Regions from separate parts of the Homo sapiens genome. Here region 1 is linked to region 2. Evidence: chromatin contacts called from ENCODE Hi-C or POLR2A ChIA-PET data. All regions are on one chromosome and are shown on one strand. The core of a region is the stretch at or near the end of the contact, and the rest is flanking DNA. Distances in the headings are between cores, read along the strand shown.

Evidence for each region. Hi-C counts contacts between places; a loop is a spot of excess contacts on that map. ChIA-PET counts read pairs that join two places held with the same protein, here RNA polymerase II (POLR2A). Pooled maps may share reads with other maps.
Region 1: a loop to region 2 is called in a map with no recorded cell type, with 2.7 times the contacts of the local background. The contact joins the promoter of GALNT11 here to the enhancer-like site in region 2. A Hi-C loop is called at or near these places in 5 of 168 maps with a recorded cell type or tissue (B cell, CD8-positive, alpha-beta T cell and naive thymus-derived CD4-positive, alpha-beta T cell), 5 of 37 single-sample maps with no recorded cell type and 15 of 50 pooled maps. POLR2A ChIA-PET finds 5 or more read pairs at or near these places in 2 of 52 experiments (HepG2 and activated naive CD4-positive, alpha-beta T cell).

The regions. Positions count from the first base shown.
Region 1 is chr7:152,024,048-152,027,248 of GRCh38, reverse strand. It overlaps GALNT11 (polypeptide N-acetylgalactosaminyltransferase 11), which reads right to left and starts at 1,575. Exons shown (of 12, transcript NM_022087.4): 1 at 1,365-1,575. RefSeq lists silencers at 1,041-1,740, 2,591-2,885.
Region 2 is chr7:151,636,449-151,639,557 of GRCh38, reverse strand. The region is part of intron 4 of PRKAG2 (protein kinase AMP-activated non-catalytic subunit gamma 2); the gene reads left to right. Among named protein-coding and RNA genes, the nearest start is that of RHEB, 120 kb to the right of the region's middle. Within about 2 kb of position 1,642, at least 7 of the 41 ENCODE cell types and tissues checked have a DNase peak (open chromatin) inside an H3K27ac peak, as active enhancers do.

The sequences.
Region 1 (3,201 bases), core at 326-2,825, 390 kb before region 2:
GAGATGGAGTCTCGCTCTGTCACCCAGGATGGAGTGCAGTGGCGTGATCTCGGCTCACTGCAAGCTCTGCCTCCTCGATTCACGCCATTCTCCTGCCTCAGCCTCCCAAGTAGCTGGGATTACAGGCGCCTGCCACCACGCCCGGCTTATTTTTTGTATTTTTAGTAGAGACGGGATTTCACCGTGTTAGCCAGGATGGTCTTGATCTCCTGACCTCGTGATCCGCTCGCCTTGGCCTTCCAAAGTGCTGGGATTACAGGCGTGAGCCACCGCACCCGGCTAATAAAAAAATTTTTAAAGAGATTTATTCTGAGCGAAATGAGTGTCTATGGCCCATGACACTGCCCTCAAGAGATCCTGAGAGCATGTACCCAAGGTGGTGGGGGCACAGCCTAGTTTTATACATTGTAGGGGAACATGAGTCTTCAATCAAATACAGGTATAGACTAGTTCGGGCAGGAAAGGTGGGACAACTCAAAGTGGCGGCTTCCAGGTCATGGGTAAGATGAGAGACAAACGGCTACATTCTTTTGAGCCTCTGCTCTGCCTTTTACTGAACACACAATTTACGCCATGGGGCAGGCAGAGGAATAGCCACTTGTGCCTTAGTCTGGCTCAGTGAATCTGCATTTTTACATAAATACAGGGCAGAGGAAGCCGTCAGACATGCATCTGTCTCAGGTGAGCAGAAGGATGACTTGAGTTCTGTCCCTGTTCCTCACCTGCGAAGACAAGCTGTCAATTTACACTGCCAGGGTGCAATTCCACACAACTGTTTCAGGGTAAAGATGTGGAGGTCCACAGCGAATTTCCTCCTGGCCAAAGGGTGAGGGAGCTGTGTGGCTTTTTATCTTTGCAGCTGTCTTAGGAACAAAACTTAGGGGCAGGTTTGCCTGACGCAGCTCCCAGCTTGACTTTGGCTTAGTGATTTGGGGTCCCGAGATTAAATTTCCTTCCACACTATTCTCCCTAGTTTTGTGTATGTGTGAACTATTCTATTTCTGGGCACTTTTAATTTTAAAAAGTGGACAATACTGATCTGGACTTCATTTTAGGAAATGCTGGGGGAGGCTGCAGGATCAGGTGTGCCTCCGTCCTAAATACGCGAAAACGAGGCCAGCGCCCTGGTCCTCGCCCCCACGCCCGCGAACAAGCCTCAGGAGACGCTGGGGGAGGCGCGGGGGCAGCGGCGTCTCCCGGAGACACGAGCCTCGCCCAGGGGGCGTGCGGGAGCCCAGGACCCGCGGGGAGCCAGGCGCTGCCCCGCCGCCGCCCCCAGCCTGCCCAGGCCCCGCGCGCCGCCGCCGCCGCAGCTCTCGAGGTGCTGAGGGACGCCGGGAGGCCGCCGCCTAGAGGGTACTCACCGCCTTGCCCGCAGCCCAGGATCGCCGCCTTCTGGGACTCGGGCTGCGGCATCTTCTCTCCCGCCACAGCCCCAGTCCGACCCGCAGGAGCGGCGCGGGCTGAACTGCCCCGGGGCCCAGCAGCCAGGCGTCGCGCAGGCGCTGGGCGCAGTGGCGGCCGCGCCTCCTCAGGCCCAGGGCCCTCGCCCAGTCCCCGAGCCGCTGCCTCCGCCCAGCGCCGCGCGTCCGCCGGCGCCGCGTGACAGGCGGCCCCGCCCCCGCGCCGCGGTGACGAAACCTCTCGCTGCCCTGACGTCACCGGCCGCCGCGCGCTGAGTCCTCCCTAGCGTTCGCGCAGAGGCGCCGCGCGTGGCCTGGCTCCTGTTGTCTGTCACCCGCGGTCTCAAAAGACCCCATTAATGACAAATGCCCTGCCTGTGGCCCCGGCTACTCCGGAGGCTGAGGCGGGAGCAGCGCTTGAGCCCGGGAGCTCTGCGCTGTATGCGCTGTGCCCATTGCGCGGCGACACGCATCTGTGTTCCGCATCGGTGTGGTGACCTCCCGGGAGCAGGGACCACCAGGTTCCCCAAGGAGTGGGGAACTGGCCCAGCTCGGAAACCGGGCAGGGCAAAACTCCTGTGCTGATCGGTAGCGGGATCGCGCCTGTGAATAGCCACTGCCCTCCAGCCTGGGCAATACAGCGAGACCCCATAAGTGAAAAAAAAAAAAAAAGACAAATGCCCTTAAACATATTAAAAGAAGTTAAACGCCACTTGTGATAGAAGAAAATGTAGATTAAGGTGTAAAGAGAGAAGTGGTGAAAAAAACACTCATACCTTGGTGATAATAGTGCAATGTATACAAATACCATAAAAGGGGAATTGGCAATTTTTAAGAAAAATGGTGTGGGCATTCATCTTTGGCCAATAATGCCAAGTTATATTGAAGAATATCTTAATACTAATCTTCTTTGCATTTCTGAAATAAATCCCACTTGGTTAAGAATATTTTTGAACTTTTTTAAAGAACTCATTGCTTCACAATTAAAGTCTGATGGGGTACACGCGTAGCAATGGAGGAACTTCTACAGCTACTATAAATTAAAGAGCACCACCTGAACCAAAGTAGTGGCCTTCTTGAGCTGAACTGAGCTAACCACATTCCCCAGCCCCTCTTCCACAGATACCCCATGGGGTTGTCAGGGTGTAGGGGATGCCATGTTGTACCACCCAGGTTTCCCCTTAAGGACTGAGGACTCATTTCTCCAGTTGTTGGGTGTGTAGGCCGCTGATGGCCCCCAGCTGAGTCTTGTGGCCACTTCCCTCAGCCAAAGAGAACTGCTGCTGGGTGCCAAGTTGAATGCTTTTGACTCCTTCTACCATGCTTGTGTCTTGATTGGAGATTGACAGATATTTCAGGTACTGGTTTCTCTTGCAAGGGCAGTGCAGACAGCACACAGGTATCTTTGCCCAGTTTCCTTCAATGGTTGCAGCTCATGTAAAATATACATAGTATAATATCAAATAAGCGTCATTGGGGATCAATCCTGCTGGGATCCCCCTCAGAAACTATTCACAGCAGTGGCAGGCAAACTAGGGCAAAGTCTACTAGGTATATTTAAAAGTGTATTACAAGTTTATTTAAATACATAAATATGTTTCCAGAAAGTAATCCTTCCAACTACCTAAACTAGTAATGAAAAATGTTAAATATCACCTTAAATATGTATAAGGGGATACTAAGTTCTTGTATTTAAACCTTATTATTTTAGTATATACTCAAGCAAAAGAGTTTGAAGACCAGACCTTTAGGGCCTCACTACTCAAATGGTGGTCCAGCAACAAGCGACACCAACGTC
Region 2 (3,109 bases), core at 393-2,892:
GTTCTCTCCAGGCCCCCAGCTAATTAGATGGCGCCCGCCCACACTGGAGGCAGATCTTCCCCACTCAGTCCACTGACCCACATGCCAGTCTCTGGAAACTCCTGCACGGACACACCCAGAAATAATGCTTTACCGGTTGTCTAGGTGTTCCTTAATCCAGTCAAGATGACTGGATTCAAATTTAACCATCATAGGCACTCTGGCTACACGGAAGGAAATAGACTGGAAAGCGGGCAAGACTGGAGGAGCTCAAGCTGCCCGGCTGGCCAACCCTGAGAAAATGGAAGCCTGAAACAGGGGAGGTGTAGCAGGGATGGAGACAAGTGGGTTGTCTCAAAAGAAACCAAGACGGCAAGACCCAGAGGACTGGGGCACAGTTTTAGATGAAGTGCATCTGCGTTGGTGTAGAAAACTCCAGTGGAGATGATGGCAGTGTGGAGCTCAGGAGAGGGCTGGGCTGGGACTGAGACCTGGACATGTCAGGCACAGTGGTGGGTTGGAGCTGCCTGGAGAATGCCCAGTGGGAACGGGAGCAGAGTGCATGTGCAGCTCCTGTCCAGCATCCAGGGGGTTTCACGTCGTTCTTTACTCTTTGGAGGACGCCCTTGCAGAGCAGAGTGGAGCTCAAGGAAGACAGCAGGATGCACAGAAACTAAGAGTTCTGTATGCTAAATTATTCAGGAGCTCCTTACCCAGTATTTGAGGTTGATTTATTTCTTGCAGGAGCTATTTAAGACTTCTTTTAAGAGGCAGAGCAAACTCATATCCGACCTCTGTGCGTAAAGGAGTGCTTTTTTGGCAATTGTTTTATGATTAAGTTTTCAGGCTGAAGTTTTCCCTTCTGATAGTCATTCAAAATACAGTGTTTTGCTGCACCTGGGCACAATTATGTAAGACACAACTTAATAATTTAGCTTTTTTTTTTGAGACAGAGTCTCACTCTGTCGCCAAGCTGGAGTGCAGTGGTGCAATCTTGGCTCACTCCAAGTTCCGCCTCCTGGGTTCAAGCGATTCTCCTGCCTCAGCCTCCCGAGTAGCTGGGACTACAGGTGTGCGCAACCATGCCCGGCTAATTTTTGTATTTTTAGTAGAGACGGGGTTTTCACCATGTTGGCCAGGATGGTCTCGATCTCCTGACCTTGTGATCCGCCCGCCTCGGCCTCCCAAAGTGCTGGGATTACAGGCATGAGCCACCATGCCGGGATAATAATTTAGCATTTTTTACCAACCAAGAAGTCACACTTGTGATGGCTCCATGTTTCTCAGGCATTCTCTCCATAAAGTCCAACTTGGGTCCCTCTGTTCCCTCCCACCACACTAGAGTCCAGTAACCTCAGACTGGCTGATGTGATATAAATGGAAATGTTCCCTGTGGTGGAACTGTGCCAGGCTGTTAGCAGAACCCAGTTCCTCCCTGCCATGGTTGGCCCATTTTGTTCTCCCTGGGGAGATCGGTCTGGATTATCAGGAGGGTTTGGGTGGTGGATTTGGTCTGTTTTTGCTACATCAAACATCCCTGATGCTGATGGACTGAGAGAGGAGTCGGTGTCACAAGTGCACGCCCCTTCCCTTTGCTTGCATGACATTGCCCACGCCCTTCCCCTCCCTTCGCCTCTTCTCCCGGCTTTCCCTGCCTGCCTGAAACAGCTAAAATTAAGTCTGGCATAAGTCTGTTGAGACTTTAAGAAAACATTGCCATAAAAGGGCAACGACGACCACCAGCTTCAAGTTCTGTGTGCTGACAAATTCGTCTGTCTTTTGACCCTGTGCACATTAATGTACATACCTAAACTGTAAAAGCCCTCAAATTCCTGAAATTGACTTAGTGTGTTATAAAAAAAAAAAAAAAACCTCATGACTTTTTCTGTTGTTCCATGAGTAGCCTCCTTTCTAAGGAAGAAAACATAAGATTTCTTACTAAGTAAAAAACCTGTAGAAATAAATTCAATCCCACTAGCATATTACATAAAAACATTTTTATTTTAGGCTACTCCTGTACACCCATTCATTATCAAGTGGAGTTGCATAAAACATTAATTGTTAGAATTTCTACTCTCTACCAACTTCTGTAGTGATGGTTTATAGGTCTTTTCAGTCTGTGAACCACTTTTGCGGTCCTCCTGACGTACATACTGCCATTTGTTGCCCATTTCTGCCTCCCAAAAAACAACCCCTCACGATTACAGGTGAAATTGATGGTGCTTATCATAAACACCGGTAAGAATTTTTTTAAATTATTGCAAGAGACAAAAGCATAGACTTAGAACGAGAGATACTTCCTGTGTACCTTGGCTCACTCCAAGTTTTTTTAAAAAACTTTTTTTAAAAATTAAACTTTTTATTTTGAGATAATTGTATATTCACATATAGTTGTAAGAAATAATGCAGAGAGATCCTGTGCACCCTTTACCTAGTTCCCCGCAGTGGTAACATCTTGCAAAACTAAACAGTACAGGAGAAACTTGAATCCTCATACATTGCTGGTAAAAATGTAAAATGGTGCAGCCACCTTGAAAACAGTTCAGCAGGTCCTCAAAATATTAAATGTAGAGAGGCCAGGTGTGGTGGCTCATGCCTGTAATCCCAGCACTTTGGGAGGCTGAGGCGGGTGGATCACCTGAGGTCAGGAGTTCGAGACCAACCTGGCCAACATGGTGAAACCCCATCTCTACTAAAAATATGAAAATTAGCCGAGCATGGTTGTGCGCACCTGTAGTCCCAGCTACTCGGGAGGCTGAGGCAGGAGAATCACTTGAACCCAGGAGGCAGAGGTTGCAGTGAGCTGAAATCGCGCTACTGCACTCCAGCCTGGGTGACAGAGTGAGACTCCATTTCAAAACTAAATTTAAAATATATATATATTAAACATAGGGTTACCCTGTGGCCCAGCAATTCCACTCCTGTATATATGAAATGAAACACATGTCCACACAAACACTTGCACAGGAATGTCCATAGGAGCATTTTCACCACAGCCAAAAAGTGGAAACCACCTGAGTGCCCATCAGCTGACGAAAGGATAAACAAGGTGTGTGTGTCCACACAACAGAGTATCGTTCAGCAGTCAACAGAAATGAAGTGCTGATCCGTGTTACAATGTGAATGGGCC